Linked DNA regions of Homo sapiens: region 2 is linked to region 1. A link is an interaction called in ENCODE POLR2A ChIA-PET data of the cell type or tissue named here. Cell type or tissue: PC-9. All regions are shown on one strand.

Region 1 (4,000 bases):
CCTGTTAAAATCTATGTTTGCCTTTGCATAAATTTTTTAGTTGACAACTAAATTTTTTCATAATTTAGTTTCGAATGATTGAATTGTCATATTGAAAACGTTGGTAATTTCTAAAAAATGATTACTTTAAATGTATCCACTGGAATCTAAATACCATAATGATTTGATATCCACCATCATCCACTTAAAATATGTGAACAAAATATTTTTTAATACTTGGACATTTTACATCTTTTTTTTTTTTCTTGATGTTATAGTTTCATTCCATTCTTATCCTAGAACAGTTAATTCTCAACAGGGGTGGAGTCACTAGAGGTAGTGGTGGGGATTTTACCTATCAGGGGACATTTGACAATGTCTGGAGACATTTTTGATTGTCACAACTTAAGGAAGGGTGCTACTGGCATCCAGTGAACCACAGATGCTATTAAACATCCTACAAAGCTGAAGATAGCCCCCAAGAACAAGAATTATCTGACTCAAAATGTCAATAGTGCTATTGATAAGGTTAAGAAACCTTGTCCTACAGTGACACATTTTTATGCCTGAAAATCTTTTATTTATCACATTATACTTATCTATATTAAAAATATTTATACAATTAACAAAAATATGAATTTCCTAAAACAAAAAGCCTGTGTTAAAGACCTATAAAAAGGCTGTGTTAAAGATAGTATCTTCTGGATTGTTACTATAATTATTATTCACATTTGTTAATCTAAATAACATGACTAAACAATCATTATCAAGTATAAACAAGTGAAAATGTATTAAGATGTTCCTAATGAGATGGATGGGGCTTATGTTTGTTATATTTCATTAGTTATTGTGTCTGTGGATAAATATTCTACTTGTTAGAATAAAAATTCAGCACAAAGATATTTCTATTTTCATGAGAGCCGAGAAACCTTCACAAGTAGATGGAAAAGGAGTTCTATTGTAATACTGTCACCCAATTCTGTGAGCTCTAAGTTACACAGTGAGCTCTTTTTAAAAAACATTTTAGTGATCAATCAACTAATAACCTAATAAGATTATCTTTAAACACTGTTAAAAGCAAGGAACTTGCAAAGGCTTTGTTATAAAGGCACTTACTTACGCAATACCTGCAGCTACTAGGTGACCCTGAGATTTTTAAACCCCTGCTTTACTGCAGAGTCCAAAAGAGGCCTTGTTTAATGAAGGGAATTTGGGAACTTCTCTTAGTTCAATATGAGAACACATTTCACTTATCAAAGTTTGGGGAGCCTCAACAGACATTATGTAAGTTAATGTTACTTTGGAAAACCCCTATTAACTGCCCCATAACCATGTTTATTAGTCCGTCATGAAAACTCCAGCACAGATATTATCAAACATCTATGCCTAACCACCTAGGTCTTAGAAACTATATCATGAGTTTTCAGAAAATTAGATTCCCAAGAAAGAAATGGTCCAAATATGACTAAAGTTCTCTCCATTACTCCCTTACCTCTTAGATACTCTGTACTGTGCTGTGGTCAATTTTCCAGTCTCAGGGTCATGTACTGTAGCTCGGCTCAGCTACAAAAAAAGAGAAAGGACAAGGACTTACTCCAGTAGCAGGCAATTTTGGGCTTTTTGTTTGTTTTGTTTTGCCAAGCCACAGGTGATTGGAAGGGTTCAGATTGGTCTGGATGGTGGGTAATGGTCTCGAATCCACAAAAACATTTAGAAAAGTGGCAGTAAGAACAGCCACTTCCAAATCAAGAGAAAATGAGTTGACAGATTTTTGTTGTAGATTTATTGTCCTTTCACTTTTTTTAAACAAAAAATCATTTGAAGCTGTATGTAAATGATTTATAGCACTGGGTTTCACAGAAACTTTCTCAGATCTAGAAGTTATTTAAATATTTTGAAAAAAAATAGTAGACTCCTTAAATTCATTTTTCAAACCTCTCACTGAGATAAAACTGTTTTTAAATCTCTCTGGCAAAGTAAAAGGCAACTAAGTTTACAACTAATTTTTGGAAGACAGAGCTCAGAAGCGTAACTCTGTTCTTCCTACTGCCAACTTTTGAGTCAGCGAATTTTTTTAAATAAAAAACTCAAACAGGAGGAATACAGATTACTACATAATGACAATGTTATTTTACAAGATGTATGAACAAATGCCAACGTAATCACCATGAAGGAGGATATGAATCACCGCAGCATTTATGAATATGAGAAAACTGCATAGGTGAAGACTACTACTCCCAGATTCAGGAGGCTGCTGCTTTATTTCCCCCTTTGGCAACAAAAGGGAAAAAGAAAACAAGTATCAGGCCACTTCCTGGATATTTGACACCTGATCTGAAGAAAGATAAAAAGCATATTAATTCCCTAAAAATAACATACCAATTAAAGGTTAAAAACAGAACTTCTAGTGAAGGAGAAAGACCTGTGAAACACAAAGCAGTTTATCCATGCGTTATCCTGTTTATATACAGGGTGGTGACTTGAGCTGGTGACTGAAAATGACCCACTTTCCTTAAATGAATAATTCCTGTAAGATGTATAAAACACTCATTAGAGGGCAAAATATGCAGCATACACATCTCTTACCTTTTGCTAATTCTGTAATGTACCGTCTCCAAGTCTCCTGTTATTGGGTTTGAAATGGTGGCTCGCCTCAGCTGTGAAGCCAACCATCAAAATAGTTGCATTACAAAACAAAAAACTGAATCACATTTACCCAACCAGTCAGAATTCCAGGGTTTTTACAAAGGAGGCTAAAAAGAGAAAATAACTCCATACACTTCCAGTCACCTTGTGCTGAGCCTTGAAAGCCAGTTAGTTTTTTAGGTTTTTGGGGTTTTTTTTTTTTCTTCAATTTTTTGTTTTGCATAGATGGAGGACATACAAACAAAAGAGATTGGAAATTAAATTTCTTTCAATGGTGAAAGGACATGACAGTAAGAAAAAGAGACATATCTAAAATTTGAAGTCTAATTTACAGTTAAAATAGCCATCTGGGGGTGGGGAGAGAAGGGGAAAAAAAGAAGAATGCCTATTTGCAATTAATGATCCATTCCAAAACCTTTGACTTTAATTTTTTTTAGTGATGGAACTGTTTGCACAGGTTAATGTTTAAAATTCATTTTAAGGTCAATCTTTTGTCCCTTCAAGATAGCCACTCTCATTAACATATACAGTGAAATAATCTTGGACTGAGAACAAAGGCAGAGGAAAAGAGCTCATAAATGTTAAAAACAGCAAGAAAGAGGTGACCGCCTAGATAATAATTTCAATTTTTTTTAATGGAACGATGATTCTGAGGTTGTGAGAGCATGAAATTTTATTGCCATTAAATTTATTGATCAAAAACAATCCAAATTGAGGAATCTCCAGAATATAACTTGATCTCCAAGTTGAAATGAATTAATTACCTTGGATGGCACCAATAATATATATTAATGTTAGACCAGTCTTTTGCATTTATAATGTAATCTTTGGCCAAAAAAAAAAAAAACCACCAATTTGGAGAAGCAGAAAAACTCTAAAAGAAATTCTAACTTCATTTTGTAGTATAGATATCCAGATAATTCAAACCTTTGATATAATAAGGGTCAACAAACTATGGCCACAGACCAAATTCAGCCTGCTACCTGCCACTGGAAATAAAATTTTACTGTAATATAGCCACACTCTTTCATTTACATATTTTCTTTGGCTGCTTTTGCACTATAATGGCAGAACTAAATAGTCATGACAGAGATCATATGGCCTCCAAAGCCTAAAAAATATCTAATATTGACCTTTATGGAAAAAATCTGCCAACTCCTGTGTAAGACAGCAAAGCATGCCTAGAATTTATTCAACAATCTCTTTATGAAAGTGATGGCAGCTTGTATTTTACTATCAAGAAGACCAAATATGTTTTAAGAACAAGCTGATGGGGGAAAAGGCAAGAGCATAAAGGGTAGTCTTTTCCACATTCTCACTAAAGAGTTTTTATGCTCAACACTAAGCTTATAGATTGGGTTTACGTTAGATTCTT
Region 2 (4,000 bases), 540 kb before region 1:
AAGGTTTAAAGCAATAGAATGTATGAGTTAGGAGTAAAGAGGGGATACAAATATATGAATTCTGAATTATAAGAAACCAAGCTTGTTTGGGAATAGATTAATTAAAATACACATTTTCCTCATTTCACTGGTACTGGGTACAGACTGAAGACATCAACAGCTACAAGGACTATTCTAAATTTAGGATATCAACAGCAAAGTAGAGTCTTAAGTTTGCTAAAGGTTTTTTTTTTTTAATAAAATGAAAAAAACAACATATGTTATATTCTTGCTCTGTTACCTTGCCACCATGCTTAATATAGATATGTCTGTAGTGAATATCATTACAAATTTATAATCAGTCATGCAGCTTATATTCTAGATTGGAAAATGGACAATAACAGTATAAAAAATAAATTATATGAAATGTTAAATAGTGATATGTGCCAAGGAGAAAAAATAAAGAAAGAGGTTTAGGAGATGTGTGTTGTATGAGTGAAATGGAATAAAAGGTGTTTAAACGTGTAGGTTGGCCAAGGAAGGCCCATTACCCGAATCACATACAGAGAAGAGTAAGAAATTCATGCCACTGCTTATTGTAAGCACGAGATATTTCTGCCAGATTGATTGTTATTCTGGATACGTGTCCTAGAAACTCTTATTTAGAAAAACCAAACTTCCAAAAAGTTTAAATAAGAAGAATTAACTCTAATGGAAGAAATTATATTGCATAACATGCTTTCTTTAGAAAAACAGCTTTCTTAATTTTATTTTTAAGTCAAGAAAAAAACCCACATGATTTCCTATATGTAGTTGTTGACTTTTATTTTAGACCACATAGTAGTTCATAAGCTACTTTGAGGATTCAAGTTTCAATCCATTAGAGCACAGTGTTCATATTCTTCAAAATGATGGCGATTTCTTGAACACCTGTGAGTTCATTAACTTTGTTTTGCTGTTTTTTTTTTTGTTTTTTTTTTTTTTTTGAGTCAGTCTCGCTCTGTCTTCCAGGCTGGAGTGCAGTGGCGCAACCTCAGCTCACTGCAACCTCTGCTTCCCAGGTTTAAGCAATTTTCCTGCCTCAGCCTCCTGAGTAGCTGGGACTACAGGTATGTACCACCATGCCCGGCTAATTTTTGTATTTTTTAGTGGAGATGGGGTTTCGCCATGTTGGCCAGGCTGGTCTCGAACTCCTGACCTCAAGTTATCCACCCACCTCAGCCTCCCAAAGTGCCGAGATTACAGGTGTGAGCCACCGCGCCCAGCCTTATTCCGTTAACTTTGAATGAAAACAGCTCCTCAGAAATATGGCGGTCCCACAGCATCTGGCTGATGCCCTTTGCACTGTTCTAGCTGGTTTTCTGTGGCCCTGCTATCCATCAGAGTAACAGATGAATGCATATGCTAATGTACTTTCCCTATTCCCAAGCCACTCCCTGGCAAAGATTTTCCCTAGGGTATTGGGTGCCCTCTCGCAGATGACTTGGGAACCATTTAGTGTATTTAGACTGTAATGATCCCTTGTTACCCACAAGAAAGGAGAGTCACTGAGTGCCTCATTTCCTGTCATCCTAGCGGCAATCTGAACATGGGAAAGAACTGATCTCAATGTCATTTCTCATATTTCTCCCCATCTTGTTATAATAGATAAAGTAGACAATGCAGTGTGCAAAACTCAGATTGCAAGGATGCTTGAACTGCCCACTATCTATAGGAGAGTTTATGACCAGCCTTTCCGTAGTTCAGCCTTAGACAAAGAAGCAGCACTGAAGTTACAGCTTAACACTGCTGAATATGTGACCACAGCAGTAATGTCAAGTGACAGGAGCCCAGATGCTGGGGTTGGCCTGGGTTCGAATCCTAAACTGTCTCCTTACTCACTGTGGGTCTAGGGACAGGTTCTTTAACCCTCTGTATGCCTCAATTTCCTCATTTGTAAAATGAAAGTAACAATAGTATAAACTTATAGGGTTGATTTGAGGAAAATATGTCACTGGAGTCTCAGCGGGAGAGGAAGGGAGATCATAGAAAAAGTATTTGAAGAAACATATAAAGGCACAGGTCTAAAAAGCTCAATGAACCCAAAGACAAGAAACATGAAGAAAACTGCATCAAGGCACATCATAATTAAAAAGAACATGTGCCAAAAATAAACAAGTGGTTCTCAGACAGGGATGATTCTTCCCCACCCCCAGCACATAGACGACATTTAGCAATATCTGGAGACAGTTTTGCTTGTCATAGCTGGGGGAGGGTGTAGGCTGTGCTGCTGGCATCTAGCAAGCAGAGGTCAGGAATGTTGCTAAATATCCTAAAGTGAACTGGACAGCCCTCACAATAATGAATTATCCTGCCCAAAATATCAACAGTGCTAAGAGTGAGAAATCCTAAAGGCATGTTATAATCAAATGTTTAAAACCAGTAGTAATATCAGGCAAGAGAAAAAAATAAAAGGCATCCAAATAGGGAAATAAGAAGCCACATTATCTCTTCACTGACAATATGATTCTATACCTAGAAAACCCAAAATACTCTGCCAAAAGGCTCCTAGACCTGAAAAATGACTTTACTGAAGTTTCAGGATACAAAATCAATGTACAAAAATCAGTAGCATTTTTACACACCAATAACTTTCAAGCTGAGAGCCAAATCAAGAACTCAATTCCATTTACAATAGACACACACACACACACACACACACACACACACACATACACCCTAGGAATATACGTGACCAAGAAGGTGAAAGATCTCTACAAGGAGAACCACAAAACACTGCTGAAAGAAATCAGAAATGATACAACCAAATGGAAAAACATGCCATACTCATGGGTTGGCAGAATTAATATTGTTAAAATGACCATACTGCCCAAAGGAATCTACAGATTCAATGCTATTACTAATAAATTACCAATGTCATTTTTCACAAAATCAGAAAAAAACTATTCTAAAGTTCATATGGAATCAAAAAAGAGCCTGAATAGCCAAAGCAATCCTAAGCGAAAAGAGGAAACCCAGAGGTATCACATTACAAACTATACTATAAAGCTACAGTAACCAAAACAGCATGGTCCTGGTACAAAAACAGACACATAGACCAATGGAATAGAACAGAAAACCCGGAAATAAAGCTGTACACTTACAACCATCTTATTTTCAACTAAGCTGACAAAAATAAACAATGGAGAAAGGACTCCCTATTTAATAAATGGTGCAGAGATAACTAGCTAGCCATATGCAGAAGAATGAAACTGGACCCTTACCTTGCATCATATACAAAAATTAACTCAAGATGGATTAAAGATTGAAATGTAGGACCTCAAACTATAAAAATCCTAGAAGAAAACCTAGGAAATACCATTCTAGACATCAACTTTGGGGCGAAATTTATGAGTTATTCCCCAAAAGCAATTTCAACAAAGGCAAAAATTGACAAGTGAGACCTAATTAAACTAAAGAGTCTCTGCAAAGCAAAAGAAACCATCAACAAAGTAAACAGACAAACTACAGAATGGGGGAAAATATTCACAAACTATGCATCTGACAATGGTCTAACATCCAGAATCTATAAGGAGCTTAAATAACTCAACAAGCAAAAAAGCAAATAACCTCATTAAAAGTGGGCAAAGGACATGGATAGATCCTTCTCAAAAGAAGACACATAAGCAGCCAACAAACATGAAAAAATGCTCAGTATCACTAATCATCAGAGAAATGCAAATCAAAGCTACAATGAGATGCCATCTCACACCGGTCAGAATGGCTATTATTATCATTATTATTATTATTATTATTATTTTCGAGATGGAGTTTTGCACTGTCTCTCAGGCTGGAGTGCAGTGGAGTGTGATCTCGGCTCACTGCAACCTCCACCTCCCGGGTTCAAGTGATTCTCCTGCCTTAGCCTCCTGAGTAGCTGGGATTACAGGCACCCACCACCACACCTGGCTAATTTTTGTATTTTTTTTTTAGTAGAGATGGGGTTTCACCATGTTGGCCAGGCTGATCTTGAACTCCTGAC

What was found. ChIA-PET counts read pairs that join two places held together with the same protein. Peaks named below come from ENCODE experiments on the same cell type or tissue, not always from the same donor. Only the 100,000 strongest peaks of a DNase experiment are listed, where the experiment ranks them.
Region 2: POLR2A ChIA-PET joins it to region 1 with 12 read pairs; 2 of 35 experiments call an interaction of 5 or more read pairs at or near these places.

What each region holds. Positions count from the first base shown.
Region 1 is chr10:73,042,416-73,046,415 of GRCh38, forward strand. It overlaps P4HA1 (prolyl 4-hydroxylase subunit alpha 1), which reads right to left. Exons shown (of 15, transcript NM_001017962.3): 9 at 2,566-2,636. Among named protein-coding and RNA genes, the nearest start is that of P4HA1, 52 kb to the right of the region's middle. In PC-9, no CTCF peak of the experiment used is centred here; a DNase peak (open chromatin) is centred at 2,166; H3K4me3 peaks cover 719 bases; H3K27ac peaks cover 3,290 bases.
Region 2 is chr10:72,501,210-72,505,209 of GRCh38, forward strand. The region is part of intron 6 of MICU1 (mitochondrial calcium uptake 1); the gene reads right to left. Among named protein-coding and RNA genes, the nearest start is that of MICU1, 120 kb to the right of the region's middle. In PC-9, no CTCF peak of the experiment used is centred here; no DNase peak of the experiment used is centred here.